Linked DNA regions of Homo sapiens: region 2 is linked to region 1. Evidence: read pairs that join two places in POLR2A ChIA-PET (ENCODE). Cell type or tissue: OCI-LY7. All regions are shown on one strand.

Region 1 (8,000 bases):
TCCCTTTCAAGAAAAAACTGTCCTAACTTCTGCTTGGGAAATGTTGGTTCGCTAAGGGCTGTAGAGCCAAAGCTTGTGTCTTTAAGAACACTCTGCTTTGCCAAGTAGTAGACATCACCCAACTTGACTGAGCTAAACGTTTTATAAGTAAACTGAAACCACCCACAGGGTAGTATATCACATATATGACTTGCACAGAGCACACCGCCATTGTTTTTAAAAGATGCAAATCCCTGATTAGCTAAATAAATATTTTTAAACATTTAATACAGAATAAACACAAGTTATTCATTTTCAAAAGATTTGTGCTCACCAGAGGCTTTCTTTTTTCCAGCAGAGACTATACATGGGAAAAGCATGATTCCTAATACAAAGGTTCAGTGAGAATTTAAGGGTGAAACCCACTTCTGCCTATCTAGTGGCTGGCTGATCTTCATCCCTCAGGTTATTTTAGCCTCACTAAGCCTCAGTTCACTCATCTGTATAACAGAGGTACATAGTGCCTGCCCTGGGTATCAACCAAACATAAAAGAGCATGGTGAAATCTAAAGTACTCTACAAATGGAAGCTCTTCTGTTATGCATAGAACAGAAAGACATCTGCTGTAATGTGGTTTGTTTAAAATTAACCTGATGTGGTCCAGCAATGAGCACAGACACTGCCATAATGTTAATAATATGATACACTGAACTGATTAAAATTTCAACTATGCTATCCACCCCCATCTCCTTGGAAAGTTAATGAATTAATGAATCTTTAAAGGACAGTCAGGGAGGCCTTAAAAAGAAGATGCCTTTTTGAGTAAGGAGAGAAAGTGGTGGATTACAACTTAATGGCTTCAGAATAGTGGTAATTTCCCTATTTTCTTCACTTGCCTTAGCTCAGCTAATGGCTTCATTAATGGCCACACTCCCCAGCGAATAATAGAGGCCCTTGTCACATCCATCATAGTCACATCACAATAAAACCAGTTTAATACAATCCAGCTCCCTGTCTCATGCCAGTCAGCACGAGGAATCAGAATTAGGCGAACAAAACATACAAAAACTTGTATGTTAAATTCCTTTTAACAATAAGCACGCAACAGGCTACTGGTAATGAAACGTTAACTGTATTGTGCATCCCATGTTGAATAGATAACTATAGCAACAATCACAAAGCTGTGAGGATGAGCTGCTCTTTATTACAAGTTGAGCCACAGTGCCTTTTTATTTCCTTCATTCTAGTTTGATCAAAGTAGCATATTTTCTCACAATTAGCACAATCATGTCAAATCTGCAATGTCATATCATAATCTAAAATGTCACCTCATAAAATCAGGCTGTTTGAATGACTGAGTTGTTTCTTTTCAAAGGCATCTGGCGTAGCTGAAAGATCTCTAATTTTTAGACATTTATTTTTTCTCGCGTCTTGGCTATGAAGAAGGAAACTAGCAGTGAGAGGGTAGTTTTGCTTTCCTGAAGGATGTCCATGATTTTTACTAACGAAAGACACCAACTGTGGCTGCTTCACAGCTTTATACTGGATGTAACAGGATTCTGGAAGCCTCAGAATTATCTCATTGCGTGAGTTTTGCACATTCTCCTCATGCACAAGCTACTTCTGGAAGTCAGGATTTTTAGGAGCTGCAATCATTTATTTGAGGCCACTAGGGAACCAGTAAGTGTCCTGAAGTAATAACTAACTGAATGGGACCCTAGTGGCCTGAGACCAACTGGGAGAGCAGCTCCCAAAAATGCTTCATTTACTCCCAGGAAGTGGTGTCTGCTTAGGGGGAAGCTCAGTTGATGGGTTGATGGGAATGACACTAAGGCACAATCCCTGTTGTGGGAAGTGTAAATTTAGCATCTGCGACTATACTGGCTTTTTATATTATATTTTTTTCCTATTTTTAATGCATTTTAATGGGATTCCATTTTTAGATTCTGAGAACATGAAAAAAAAAAAAAAAAGGTCACTTTTTAGCTGGTCAGCCACAACCTTTGTTCCTGCTGATATGGTTATCTTTCCCCCTCTGGCCTGCAGCTCATTTCAGATAACAATTTGTCCCTTTAATTTTAAGAATGCAGAAGGTGTTGTGCTTTTGCAGTGCTTCTCTAATCCCTCCTTCTGGCAATGTAAATATGAACCAGCTGGACCTGGTAAGGTTTTAGGTATTTCATTTTAGTCCTCATCTTGAAATACTGTTTATACTCTTTATTAGCAAATGTAATATAGAAACCCCTTTGCCATTCTCTTGAGTAACCCTAGATTAATGGAAGTGCACATACTTTCAGCAGATGCCTTACTGTTATTTCTAATTAAAGCAAGCTGATGTTTAGGGCTAAGAGAAAAGACAAGAAATGACATCTTGTATCTAGCAACTTAAATCGTGTCTTTCTAAAGCAGAGATACAGACATACTCTAAGACCAAAACTTTCAAAGTGACAGGTAGCATTTACCCTTAATTAATGGGAATCTAATGGCACTCCTCTTTGTAATTGTGAGGGTCAAGGTGAACACTACTGACCTGAAAATCCCTGTGTCCAAACTGCAGCCTAAGTAGGGCTTAGTAGGGCTTACTAAATCTAGATTTCAATGGTGTGCTTTTGGTGATGATGATGGAACTGACTAAAAACCCCCATTAAAGAATGTTAACACTTGAACAAATAAGACAGGAAGGAGCTAGTTCAATGTTTTATTTTTTTAAAAAAAAAAGATAGTTCAATCTTAGAGAATGTTGGGTGGGGAAAGGGAAGAGGGGAGAGGACAACAGAAAGAGGAGAGAATAGCAAGAGAAAGAGAAATGAGGGTGTACAATGTTGTGGATCTATGTTGCTTCCAGTTCTTGTTGATTCTCATAAAAATAATAAATAGCTACCATGTGCTGAACACCTAATCAATGTCAGACATTATTATTTGCCTGTATAATGAGTATCAGTCTCCTCATTTTACAGATGAGGAAACCGAGAGGCACTATGATCTAACGAAAATAGCATGGCTGAGAAATCTAACGTAGCCAGCTTCCAATCACAATTCAAGTCTCTGTTTAGCTGTATGATGCTAAACAAGTTAGTAAACTTCTCTAATATCATCCATAAAATGGGGAGGGTAATTCCTACCTTCAGGATGGTTAAGAGAGTTACAAGATAAAAAAGATATTAAAGCACAAGGTACATAATAAGTGCTTAATGAATTAGATTACTTTGTCTTCCTGTAACTCTCATAGGGCATACTACATTTAAAGCTTGCCCAAAATGTAAGAAAAATTACAACTCTATAACCCATCACATGCTTAATGAAAAAAAATTTTTTTTAATTTCTGGTTAGCAGAGCCTGTCTGCTTATCTGGGTCTAGCCATAAATACTCTGCTCAGCAGAGGACAAGTCAAAGAAGGATCAGCAAGGAACATAACTGACAGTAGGGTAGACAGTTTAAATATCAAATTAATGTCTTCAGAGTGGAAACTATCTTGGGTAGCTATTAAGAGAAACAGTGTAGTATAAAAGTCACGGGGCTTCAAAATCAGCCACACCTAGGTTCAGATCTGGAATCTGTCATTTACTTAGCTGTCTGACTTGAGTAATCTCTCTGAGCCCTCAGTTTTCTCATCTGTAAAACGGGGATTGTCTTCACTTTAATAAGGTTAGTGTAATGACTAAATAAGACAAGACATGCAAAGCACTTGGCACAAGACCTTGCACATAGTAAGGATTTAAGAAACAGTAGCTATTTGTGATCAAAGGCTTATTTTCTTTTTAAATACTGTTTTTGATAAATCAAAATTTTCAGGCAAATAAATCAATAGGCTTTGCTTAAACTTTCAGGTAAATTTAGTCAGTGCTTCGCCAGATATTCTGAGGCATAATCTGTATTTCTACAAAATTCCTGAACGATTTCTGTGTACATTAAAGTTTTGAAAGCATGGACCTCGTAAGTTGACCTTCAGCCTCATACTTCAAGTGCGGTCCAGGGACCGGCAGCATGGCCTTCACCTAGAAGCTTGTCAGAAAGGGAGCTTCTCAAGTCCCACGCCAGACACACTGAAGCAGAGACTCTAGGGTGAGGCCCAGCAATCTGCACGCTTCTACCAGTCCAGTGACTCTAATGCTCACCTATACCTGAGAACAACTGTATTAGGCACAATGCCTTACACACAGGGAAACATCCAATACATGTCCTCATAATTTTGCTTGATTTTATTCCTTAATAAACAGTTACAAGATTAGAAACAGTACATTTTCTTGAATTCAGTCAAATACCCGTCAGTGTTTCTGAATAAGAGGTTTTGATACTACGTAGAAGGTTGGTCTAATGACACTGAAGTCTGCCCTTGAGGGGAGGGGAAGGATGGCCCACGTCTGAGTCTATTTCTTAACTTGCTTCATTACAAAGTACCTACACCCCCGCACGTCCTGTGCGGCACCACAAGGACACAGCTATCAGGGTTTGGCTCGCAGAAAACGCCTCATTTCCTACCATTAGATGGGAGAATCGTTTAATCTTGATGCGACTGATGGGGCCATTTCTGCTTCTCCCTAACCCACTGCCTTTTACCTTCTGCTATCAGCGCTTCATTTCAGGAGGACAGAACAAAGGGGCAGCATCATTATCCTGACCTCCCAAAACGAAGCAGCTCTATGGGAAGCCCTGAGCTAAGCAGCAGGGAGGAAAAGTAACACATGCAGCCAGGGGATTGACAGTGAATGGATCTCGGTAAAAGGTCCTGGAAATAAACAAAAACATACACTGCAAACTATATGCCCTAGAGCATAACGGCAGGATCCGAGAGGCTCCAATTATATAAGCATTAGCTAGAAAGAAAAAAAAAAAACTTAAAAAATCAAAATTTAGAAACAAATTTCTCCTCCTTTCCTTTCCATTCCCACAGCTCCCATCACAGAGCAGGCTCTCTCATCAACTTATACCTGGACCACGTAAATCATCTTGGCAAAACTCATCTTTGAATTCAGGGTAACTTGGTGCCCAGCACATAGAAGGTGTTTAGTAAATGTTTGTACCTATTAATATGTACCTCTCTCCTAAGCAACATCTTTCACCAACCCTTTCCCCACCTCTACGACAATCAGATTTGTTGTATCCATCTCTGTCTGTCTAAAACATCTCAACATCTAACCAGTCTGTAGCTTTTCCAAACCTCTTGTATGCTCCTGGGGAGGGTCCCCAAAGGCAGCTGGGAAATATTTTTAAGCAAGAAAGACACACATTCCTTTGCTATTTAAATGGCACCAAACACAGAATTCCTGAAGTTTAAGTCATCTCTGAATAGGCATCTTACCATGCATTAGCTGCCCAAACTTGCCTTTTCTGAGCAAAGTTTAGAATTTAATTAAAATTTTCTTTAATTAAAATGCAAATATTCTAAGACTTTACCAATAAATTGTTTACAACAGACTGAGTAAAAGCCCTCAATGGCTTTGGGGAAAAATAGTTTCAGTTGCAAGCTATAGATTCAGATTTCACTGTTCACTGAAATGGGAAAAGATTTTCTAAAAAAAAACCTATTGGCTTATTAATCTATTTTAAGCAAAAATGCAGATATCACAATGGGTGTCTAGGAGTCACATACAGAGACCAAAATTCCCAAAGTTCACTACTGCTAATTAAATAATTAAGCCACTTCAATGTCTCCTCTATGGGTTTTGAAATAACCTTACCGGACTTAGGATAGCAACGTAAAACTAAAAATCAAAGCTTGATAATAGTTAATGTTTTCTATGAAGATATTTATTATTCTCTTTATTAAAGTTTCAACACAGGTAGTTGACAGTTATCTCAATTTGGGATAAAATGATTACTAGATATCTGCATAGGTTTCTTCATAAACAAGTACTTAGAAAAGTTATAATGAGTTTCTGTCTCTATTAGCTTCATAGAAAGTTTGGGCCTCTATATCGCAGTCATTTCAATTGGGCAGCTATCAATGGCTTGTCAGCAATGCTGAGGGGACTGTGCTGGGAACTGGGGCAAGGGACACTGAATCCAACCAGGCACCCCCAGCCCTCCAGGCTTCCCAATCTTGCAGGACCCACAACCAGGCACAAGATTGCCTGCTGATGGAAGGCAGATAGTGTTGAGTCTGGGGAAGATGAATAAAGTGATATGGTTTAGGGTCTAAATGGATGGTCGAATTCTTTTTTTTTTTTTTGAGACAGAGTCTTGCTCTTGTCACCAGGCTGGAGTGTAGTGGTACAATCTTTGGCCCACTGCAACCTCCACCTCCTGGGTTCAAGCGATTCTCTTGCCTCAGCCTCCCGAGTAGCAGGGGCGCACCACCATGCCCGGCTAATTTTTGTATTTTTAGTAGATACGGGGTTTCACCATGTTGGCCAGATGGTCTCAATCTCTTGACCTGGTGATCCGCCTGCCTTGGTCTCCCAAAGTGCGAATTCTTAAAGAAAAAATGTGGGAATGGGAATGAGGGGGGCACTCTAGGCAGAAGGAACAGCCTGAAGCAGAAGCCTAGCAATTATTCAGCACCCTGGCTGCACATCGGCATTGCCTAGAGGAGCTTTGTACAACATGCCAATGCTGAGTCACACCATCATAAAATCTGTTGCCACTAGCTACGATGAAGCCAGGGCAGAGAACCACCATGACAGTTAGGGGGCTGCAGAGCAGGATAGTGATTGGGGTAACTAAGGCTATAGCCATGGGGAAAGTGAGTAGGCCCACCAATCTTCTATACACTACATATTTGGGAAGTAAGAATTAACAAATGTTAATAAAAATAAATAAAGAAAAATAATAAAAAATATTTCTTGTTACAATGCCCGGCACAGGGCCTGAATGCCGCCTTGAGTAGAGACTTCAGAAATGGGTAAATTTAGGAAACTCTGCCTTTCTGGAAGTCTTTCTGTCCCCTGGCAGGAAGTAAGGTGGAGGTACTGGTGGGAGGTATAGATGTGTGAGTAGGGTGGACAGATTTAGTCAATGAAAACACAGGACGCCCAGTTAAATTTGAATTTCAGACACATAGTGAATGATTAGCTAATATAAGTATGCCTCATGCAATATTTGGGCCATACTAATACCAAAAAAAACTGTTTTGTAAGGAATGAAAAGAATAAAGGTAGATCGCATTATAGAGGGCTTCTAAATGTCAGCCTCAAGAGTTTGGATTTAATTTTTAATAATCATAATAATCACATCATAATAACCACAATGATGGTGGTAGCAGCTCTCATATTGAGTGACTATTATTCGCCAAGTCCTTGTGTAAATTACCTCACAGTCAAGTACCCTATGACTTAGGTGCTATGATTTCCTCCATTTTCCAAATGATGAAATTGAGGCATGGAGAATTTAAGTAACTTTACCCAGGCCACATGATGAGTAAGGAGAAGAGTTAGCATTCAAATCCATGTCTCTCTGACCACAAAGCCACACCTTTTATCATTTCCTTATACGACAGCTCAGGGTGTCATTTGAGGAGCCATCCTATTCTATTGAGCAAGCAGGTAACAAGATTGGATATGTGATTTAGAAATGAAACAAAACTACATGGACAAATGTGGGATACTCAGGACAATTCAATAAAGTTTTGAGGATCAAAACTTCTGGAAGGAAGATAATGAATACAAAAAGAAATAAAGCTTAGTCAGACATCTTCTATTACTTGCAAAATAAGAATAGTGGTTTTTCTTTCTGTCATCATTAATACAATGTATCCCAGTAGTAACATCTAACCTTTATTAAGAGTCTTTTTTTGTGCCAGACATTACTTTATTCAACCTTTACAACAACCTTATGAGGTGGATAGTGTTATTTTCACGATTTCACAGCTGTGGGAATTGGGGCCTACAAAACTATGTGACATGTCCATGGTTGCATAGCTCAACATGGATAGTTCTGGAATTCAAATGCAGACTATGCAGTGCCACAGTTTGAGCCAAAATAAACATGTGATGCCAACTTTTAAATGCCTTGCTCTATTAACTAAGTCTGAATTCTTGTCATTTTTACATCCTTTTCATATTCCAAAGAACTTTCACCTATG
Region 2 (8,000 bases), 130 kb before region 1:
AGAGATAAAGGGAAAAACTTACCTGCTTTCTGAAGCTCTCAGTGTCAAAGAAAGGAATCTTGGGTAATGGTATCACCATCCACTGCTTGCCCAAGCTAGAAATCTCAGCATCATTTTAAATTCCTCTATGTGGGCTTCCTTTCAATGGCCCATCTAATTAATCACTGATTTCCATTGAATCAGACTTAAAAATCTGTCTCAGAAATGACCCTAATTCAAATTGCTAGCATTTCTGGCCTGGAATATTTCAACAGCCTTTTCAATCTTTCTGCCTCGAATCTCACCAGCCCTAACATGTTACTCCCTTCCCCCAACTCCCCTGCCAATCATCCTGTCAAGATGGACTTTCTGAAACATTATTTACCATGATTATACCTTATGCCCTTTACCTTTTAATGATTTAAAAGACTCCCCATCATGTAGAGGTGATACCAAGCCCCGAGTCTTCCCAACCAATCTTTCTTTTTCTCTCCAAACACAGCTGACTCTTGTGTCTCATGAATCCCAGAAGCCATCAAGCCAATTTACAACTTGATGTGGGTTTACATTGCAGGAAAGCTTATATTTCCACTTCTTCACCAAGAAAACTTCCAATCATACTCCAAGAGCTAGCCTCAAGTTACTACCTCCTTGAAAAAGCTTTTCTAAACACCTCAGATAGCTATTCTTTGTCTGCTTAAAGAGAATACCAAACACTGTTCTATTATACTTCACTGTGGCTTTTCTGTTTTTGTGTCTATATCTCTGGACTTAAGCTACCTAAGATAAGGCAACATGTCATCATCTCAGTTTTCCAGCTTCTGGCATGGTACCTGGCACACAATGGGCACTCAATGCAAATTCGGTAAATGAATGAATAAAAGAAAATACTGGATTTTACAGGTATCGAGTGAATCTTTCAAACAGTCTGTAAGATAATATTTTCAGAGTTTAAAAAAATCACGGGCCGGGCGTGGTGGCTCATGCCTGTAATCCCAGCACTTTGGGAGGCCGAGGCGGGTGGATCACGAGGTCAGGAGATCGAGACCATGGTGAAACCCCGTCTCTACTAAAAATACGAAAATAAGCCGGGCGTGGTGGTGGGTGCCTGTAGTCCCAGCTACTTGGGAGGCTGAGGCCGGAGAATGGCGTGAACCTGGGAGGCGGAGCTTGCAGTGAGCCAAGACGGTGCCACTGCACTCCAGCCTGGGTGACAGAATGAGACTCCGTCTCAAAAAAAAAAAAAAAAAAAATCACAATTCATAGTATCAAACTCAGTGTGAACTACTCACTCAAAATGTTACACTAGGTTTTTAAAAATGTTTGTCCTTGAGCTAAATGCTTTCCTCCAGTATTGAATAAGACCACTCCTTCTAGATTTATTATAATATATGTGGATTGTGGGTTCAGGCTTACATCTCTGGTGTAGGCCCTTTTTATCCATCAATCTTGACTGGGAAGGGAAGTTAGAGCTTCTTATCTTCCCAAGAATCTGAAGGCCACATTTATTCAAGTTAAATAGAGTAGAACTGCAGAAAGGCAGTTTTGGGGGTCTCAACACACAGGAGAGAACATTTAGTCAGACCCCACTCAGGATGAACATCCTGGTCTCCATATCCAGCAGATGCACAAGGAAGGCATTTCTGGATGTCCCAGAGGAAATCAGCTTCCCCAGTAAGTTCACTTCAAGGTCTAGATGAATAAGAGAACCTGACAAGCAGAGGAAGGCCAAAGCATAGGTTCAATCTAGAACTGGGGCCATCTCCTTAACTGACTCTGGAAGTCATAATTCACCCTGTTTTCTATGAGAACAGTGACTTTGAAACTATACAGCATAGCAGCTACTTCTCCCAACACCAAACTTCTTCATGAAACTGCAACATCATTGGAGCATTCTTCTATGATACCTACTTTAAGATGTGAGTGACATGATCCCATTCATAGGAAGCATGGACCTTACAGCCCCGCTAACTTTCAAGGCTTTATGCAGTTCATTACATCTAAGATACAGCCTCCTTTTTTTTTTTCTCCATCAACCCATGTGTTTCCCAAAGCCCTTGCTGAACCTCACCTCATCTTTAAAGCCTTAACTAAACAGATCCTGTCTGTTATTTCTCCTTCATTCTACATCACTTAGGAACCTAGATATCTCCCTGCCTGCTGGGCAAAAATTTCAGAAAGTACCAAGAATGCCATAATTTCTAGCCTCCTCCAGAAGTCCACTGGCTTTCTCAGCACCCCCTCCCCAAAGAGACACATGGACACCTAACACATGCATACGTGCATGCACATACTAAAACACCCCTACACATCAGCTATGCAAAGCCTGTAGGGGATGCCACAGACCATCAACCCTTTCACCTAATTTGACTCAAAGTCGTAGGCTATACAAGAGGACTTGTTTTTCTAAGAATCTTAGAAATCTCTACCTCCCCACACCCAAGTCAAATACATGCTTTTGTCCTTCTGATCTATAGGGGATTCCAGAATGTCAATTGGGTTTGGCCTAGGCCACCTTCTCCTTAGATAAAATAATAGGGCTGGCTTCCTTTTAGCAGTTATCTCTGTGGTCACCTCTTTTACATCTTGTGATTCTGAGTCCAAGACTGGGTATGCAAATGGTTTCCTGCGCTGGGAGTCCAGACACTCTAATTCTAAGGAAGCAAAAGGTAAAATGACCTTCACCCTATAAGTCACTAAGAAAAAAAGATTCTCTTGAATAGAGGGTGAGATTTGTGGTGTTAAAGAGTATTTCAAATCCTGGGTACACAACATTTACATCCACCTGTCTGTAGGCCTAGACCTGGGAGAGCCTCTACTCCCTTGGCCAGTTCTTCCTTGACTATAGATACCTCTCCTGACTCTAGGATTTTGCTCTGTACAAGAACAAAACTGACTTTCCCCACTTTCTAAAAACCATCTTCCTGTTGATAACAGGCACAAGAAGCAAAATGTGTTCTGCTGTGTGAAACTTTGTCTAGATCTAGCCCAGGGGTCAGCAAACTAAGTTTTGCCAGCCAAATCCAGCCCACTGCCTGATGTGGTTTGGCTCCCAAGTTAAGAGTATTTTTTACACTGTTAAGATGTTTGTAAAAGAGGAAAAGAATATTTCATGACACATGGACATATGTGATATTCAAGCTTCAGTATCCATATATCAAATTTTATTGGCACACACCCATATCCATTCATTTATGTACTGTCTTTGGTTGTTTTCATGCTACAATAGCAGAGATAAGTATTTGTGACAGACAGACCATATAGCCCGTATAGTAGAAAATAATTATTTTTCAGAAAAGGTTTGCCCACCTAGCTCTAGCTCACAAAAAAGTCAATTTGTACTAATAAATTATTTTTTATCTATTATCTAAGTGAAAAGAAACTTTATACTTCCCTAAAAGATTTTTAAATCTCATTTTTGCACAATTATATTTTACCAGTTTATCCAGAGCCATTGTCTTTCTCATAGTCGCAGTCAAGTTGAACAGCTTAAAGATTTGGCTCAGAAGCATTGTGGACTAAACCTGAAGTCAGTTCTGAGGTGGAGAAGCCCACCTCCCTCCAAAAGACTGGCTTAGGCTTTTCACATTGAGCACAGCATAGACTCCCTCTATTCTTAGTCTGAAAAATGGGAAGAATGACCTCTCTTATACAGGGTTGAATACTAGTCCCTAAAAATTCATGTCCACTCAGTACCTCAGAATGTGACCTTTTTGGATACATGTATAGTATTTTCAGATGGAGGTAGTTAAGGATCTAGACATGAATCATCTGGGATATAAGGTGGGCCCTAAATCCAATAACTGATGTCCTTAGAAGAAGAGGACACAGAGAGACACACCTAGAAGAAGACCATGTGAAGATGCAGGCAGAGATTGTCATGATGCTGCCACAAGCCAAGAAATGCCTGGGGCCACCAGAAGCTACTTAAAAGCAAAGAAATATTCTCTCTAGAGTATTGGGAATGAGTGTGGCATCTTTTTGGACTCCTGGTCTCCAGAAGTGTGAGCAAATAAATCTCTTGTTTTAAGCCACTCAGTTGTGATATTCTGTTGCAGCTACAGGAAACTAATATGCCTCCCATTTGCAGAGTCTTGCACATTTTTCAGAGAACTTTCACAGCTACTTAGTTCATTTATTTTCACAGTTATTTTCTGAAGTAGACTATCTATGGACCATCTGCGTTCTTTTGCTGAGGTAGAGCGACACTCACCCATTTAGTGTCTATGAATAAATGTCACAAATTCTGTCTGTTCCTTGCTAACTACTTTTGCAATTTGATGATCCTAGACAGTTTTTTTAAATTAATCTATTTTTCAGGGGCTCAAACAATTGAGAGAAGTCTTACTCCCTCTATAGCAATTAGTTTCATACCCACTTTTTACTGACCTCTCATTTACATCTAAGGTTTCTCTTGAGGGTGGCTGTGTTTCAACCACAGAAATTTAGATTTTAGCTGTGTTGTCTGAGGATTTCTGATAAAGTCATCCCACTAAAGACACAAAAACTCAGAAACTTTATGAACCAAGAAAAAGTCCTCTAACAAGTTGTGTCATATGTTACTCATTTAGGAATATTGCAAAAACACTACTTCTCACCATATTTGTAAATGAAAAACACATGACTATAACCTGTAATACCACAAGAAAAATTGCTCTTTTTGGTGTGTTTGGTCCAGACTTTCGAAATATGAACCTAAGAAGGGAATTTTAACTTAAGCTGGATTCAGCTCATTATTCTCTTGCCCTTTACGTGCCAGTAGAGGAGCTACTTTTAGAAAATTAACCCATACATATACAGTAGCACACCATACACCAAATGCCACGTGGAAGTATCACTAAAAGCCTGGGTCCTGGTCCTGCCATAGCCATTTGCTGGCTGTGTGCCTTTAGGCAAGTGACGCTTAGCCTCTCCGAGACTAAGTTTCTGCAGAAAAGAAAATTATGATAATTCCAGACCCCATTAGAACTGGATCAAGATAAGACATATGAAGGCATTTGTAAACTACAAAGTATAAAGGTAACAGGTTTATGTTATTGGCACCTGTATTATAAACTCAAATCAAAGCATAGTTCACTTTAAAATGATGGTTAATTAGAGATTATTTTCTTTCATGTCAAATAGAAAATACCAAACAGACTTACAACTCCCATAAAGAGATTTATGACTTATGTCTAAAGCCCCTTGCATTTACTATTTGGGTTGAATCAATATGGTTATCTACCTTTCAATTTCTCTTATTCTTTCATGCAGAACGAGAGAAGTCTTTTTTTATGACTGGCTCAGAAAGTACTGAACTAATCGATATATCCAGTGATAACAAGATGATTTGGAACACACGTAACAAAAGCTTACCATTTTACTGCATACTGAATCTGTCAAAATATTTTCCTAGAAGTAATGTGAAAATAGGAGTTCTCTATCTTTCATTATTTTAGTGGGTGGTGACAAAAGGATTAGGAGGCTATGTGCTGAGTCTACAGTTTGGTACTTTCTGGTAAAATTCAGCATATAGCTGTTACCTTAAAAAAAAAAAAAGGTGAAATATAAGAATACCCCAGCTGAATTGGTAGTCAATCCCTAAAAAGATCCAATTTGAGTCTTCCCATATTTACCTAGTCTTACAAAGTCAGAAACTGTTCTGAATGTGTGCCGGCAGGGCTCAGATCCCTTCATGTTGTTCTACTGTGGATACTCCTAGAGGGTTATGGGTGGGGGAGATAATGGCTGAAATTACTATACAAACAAGATAGGTTTGGGCTTAACTACAAAGAGAAGATTTAGAGCTGTAAGCAACCCCACCAATGAGTTAGTCTAATCTCCTCATGTGACAAAAGCCCTAGAAAGGCAAAATAACTCTCTTAATTTTACAAACAAAGTTCAGGCCAGAAGAGAAACCCACATCTCAGTATACCTCATTAAAACTATGCTTTGCAATATTTCACACTTTCCAAAGTAGAGATTTATTTTCAACTGCCTCATGAAGAATCACTAAAATTATCAAATAGTGCTGTTTTAAATTGCATCATTATTAATAATGATGACAGAAATGTGTATAACATAAGAATTAAATTTTGTTAAAACAGAGTAAGAATAAATCAATCTTTTGGTTTCTTTCCAACCAAAAAAAGTGTTAAACAATGACAAAGGCTTTAAAAGCAAAGTGCACCAAGAAAGATGCACTGAAACCAAATACTCTGATCTACCTACACAATGGCATGTTGAAATCACTGACATTGTTTTAGGATGCTGATGGCTAGAACCACTTGCATACAGCCTTAGAAAAGAAAAAAAAATACATAGGAGAAAGAAGAGGACTTGAGGAAAAAGAAAGAAAAAAAATCCCAAGTATTTGCATACTCTTTAAGAAGCCATCCTTGAGAGCTATCTCTGGGTTTGACTAATGCCAATGAAAAAAATGGAGGAGAAAGGGGGTGAGCGGAGGACAAGGACTCCAAGGGAAGAAAAGTATGGTATAAAATAGCCAGTTCGGCATTACTTTAGAAAAATCCTTGGGGAAGCACACTGAAAAAGAATGGATGGTTACAAGAGAAGAATTGAGATGTCCTTTCTTGTAGGGAAGTAGAGAACAAACCTGGGAAAGCTCAGAAATTACTGCTTGAATTGATGATGGCAATGGTCTTGAGAGAATTCCTAGGTCTCCTAGGATGACAGGGAAAGTAACGTGCCAAGTTCAGCATTACACTCTGGTTGCCACATTGCCTACAAATTCAAGATAAGTGACAGTCTGGCTTTTGAGCTCTCTCACTTTGGTCCCACATACCCGCAGCTGCAGATAAACTGGCTTATCCTTAGAATATACTTCACATTTTACTCACTTCCCCTTTCTGTATATGCTATTATCTCTATCCATCACTAATATGACTAATATGCACACATATGAACTGCTCTCCAGATTCCTCTTGAACTACTCTAATACCACCCAATATTAAAGGCCAAGTTCAAAACAAACTTCCCATTCATTCTCTGTGAAACCCTCCCTGGTTACCTCTATGTGTCCCCGACTGACAAATCAGTCCTGCTATTGTGAGAATGGTCTCAGTCTCCCCTCCTCAGGACACCCTTCCTAATCACTTCTCTTTTAGCATCTCCAACCTTCCCATCACAAAGAATGCAAAGCCAGGTATTCTATTTGTATTACTATCAACTACACATGTTCAGTTGGAGACAACTTCATTTAGCTTAGGGAGACACTAAAGTTAGGGGAAATATGAAGAGAAAGTTAGGAGGAATATGATAAGAAAATGAATTTGAATACCAATGAGACCAGTGAGTTGGAAGAGTTAGTAAAAAAGCATAAACAAAATGCAACTACCAGGGGATGGACTAGCAGAGAAGAAGGTACAAAGCTTTCTAGATTCCACACAGCTATAAGACAAATACTAAGTTCAAGAGTCTTTTCTGGCACCCTAAAAGTATAAAGTTATCCCTTCATTTTGATGGGTTTGGAAATAGCCCAGATATAGCCTTGGACTCAGTACTATTGTATTTTCATAAGAATGCACAAAAAAATAAACTGGTGATATACCTCAAGTGATATGGTTTGGCTGTGTCCCCACCCAAATCTCATCTTGAATTGTAACTCCCACAATTCCCATGCTTCATGGGAGGAATCTGGTGGGATGTAATTGAATCATGGGGGCAGGTCTTTCCTGTGCTGTTCTCGTGATAGTCAGTAAGTCTCACGAGATCTGATGGTTATTATAAGGGGGAGTTTCCCTGCACAAGCTCTCTTCTCTTGTCTGTTGCCATGAGAAACGTGTCTTTAACTTACTGCTACAATTGTGAGGCCTCCCCAGCCACATGGAACTGTAAGTCCGTTAAATCTTTCTTTTGTAAACTGCCCAGTCTCAGATATGTCTTTATCGGCAGCATGAAAATGGACTAATACAGGAAATTGGTACCAGGAGTGGGGTGCTGCTGAAAAGATACATGAAAATGTGGAAGCAACTTTGGAACTGGGTAACAGGCAGAGATTGGGACAGTTTGGAGGGCTCAGA

Evidence for each region. ChIA-PET counts read pairs that join two places held together with the same protein. Peaks named below come from ENCODE experiments on the same cell type or tissue, not always from the same donor. Only the 100,000 strongest peaks of a DNase experiment are listed, where the experiment ranks them.
Region 2: POLR2A ChIA-PET joins it to region 1 with 5 read pairs; 2 of 35 experiments call an interaction of 5 or more read pairs at or near these places.

The regions. Positions count from the first base shown.
Region 1 is chrX:148,534,360-148,542,359 of GRCh38, reverse strand. The region is part of intron 1 of AFF2 (ALF transcription elongation factor 2); the gene reads right to left. Among named protein-coding and RNA genes, the nearest start is that of AFF2, 38 kb to the right of the region's middle. In OCI-LY7, no CTCF peak of the experiment used is centred here; DNase peaks (open chromatin) are centred at 158, 539, 4,023 and 4,391; H3K4me3 peaks cover 5,391 bases; H3K27ac peaks cover 6,182 bases.
Region 2 is chrX:148,669,290-148,677,289 of GRCh38, reverse strand. The region is part of intron 3 of AFF2 (ALF transcription elongation factor 2); the gene reads right to left. Among named protein-coding and RNA genes, the nearest start is that of AFF2, 170 kb to the right of the region's middle. In OCI-LY7, no CTCF peak of the experiment used is centred here; a DNase peak (open chromatin) is centred at 6,779; H3K4me3 peaks cover 537 bases; H3K27ac peaks cover 2,074 bases.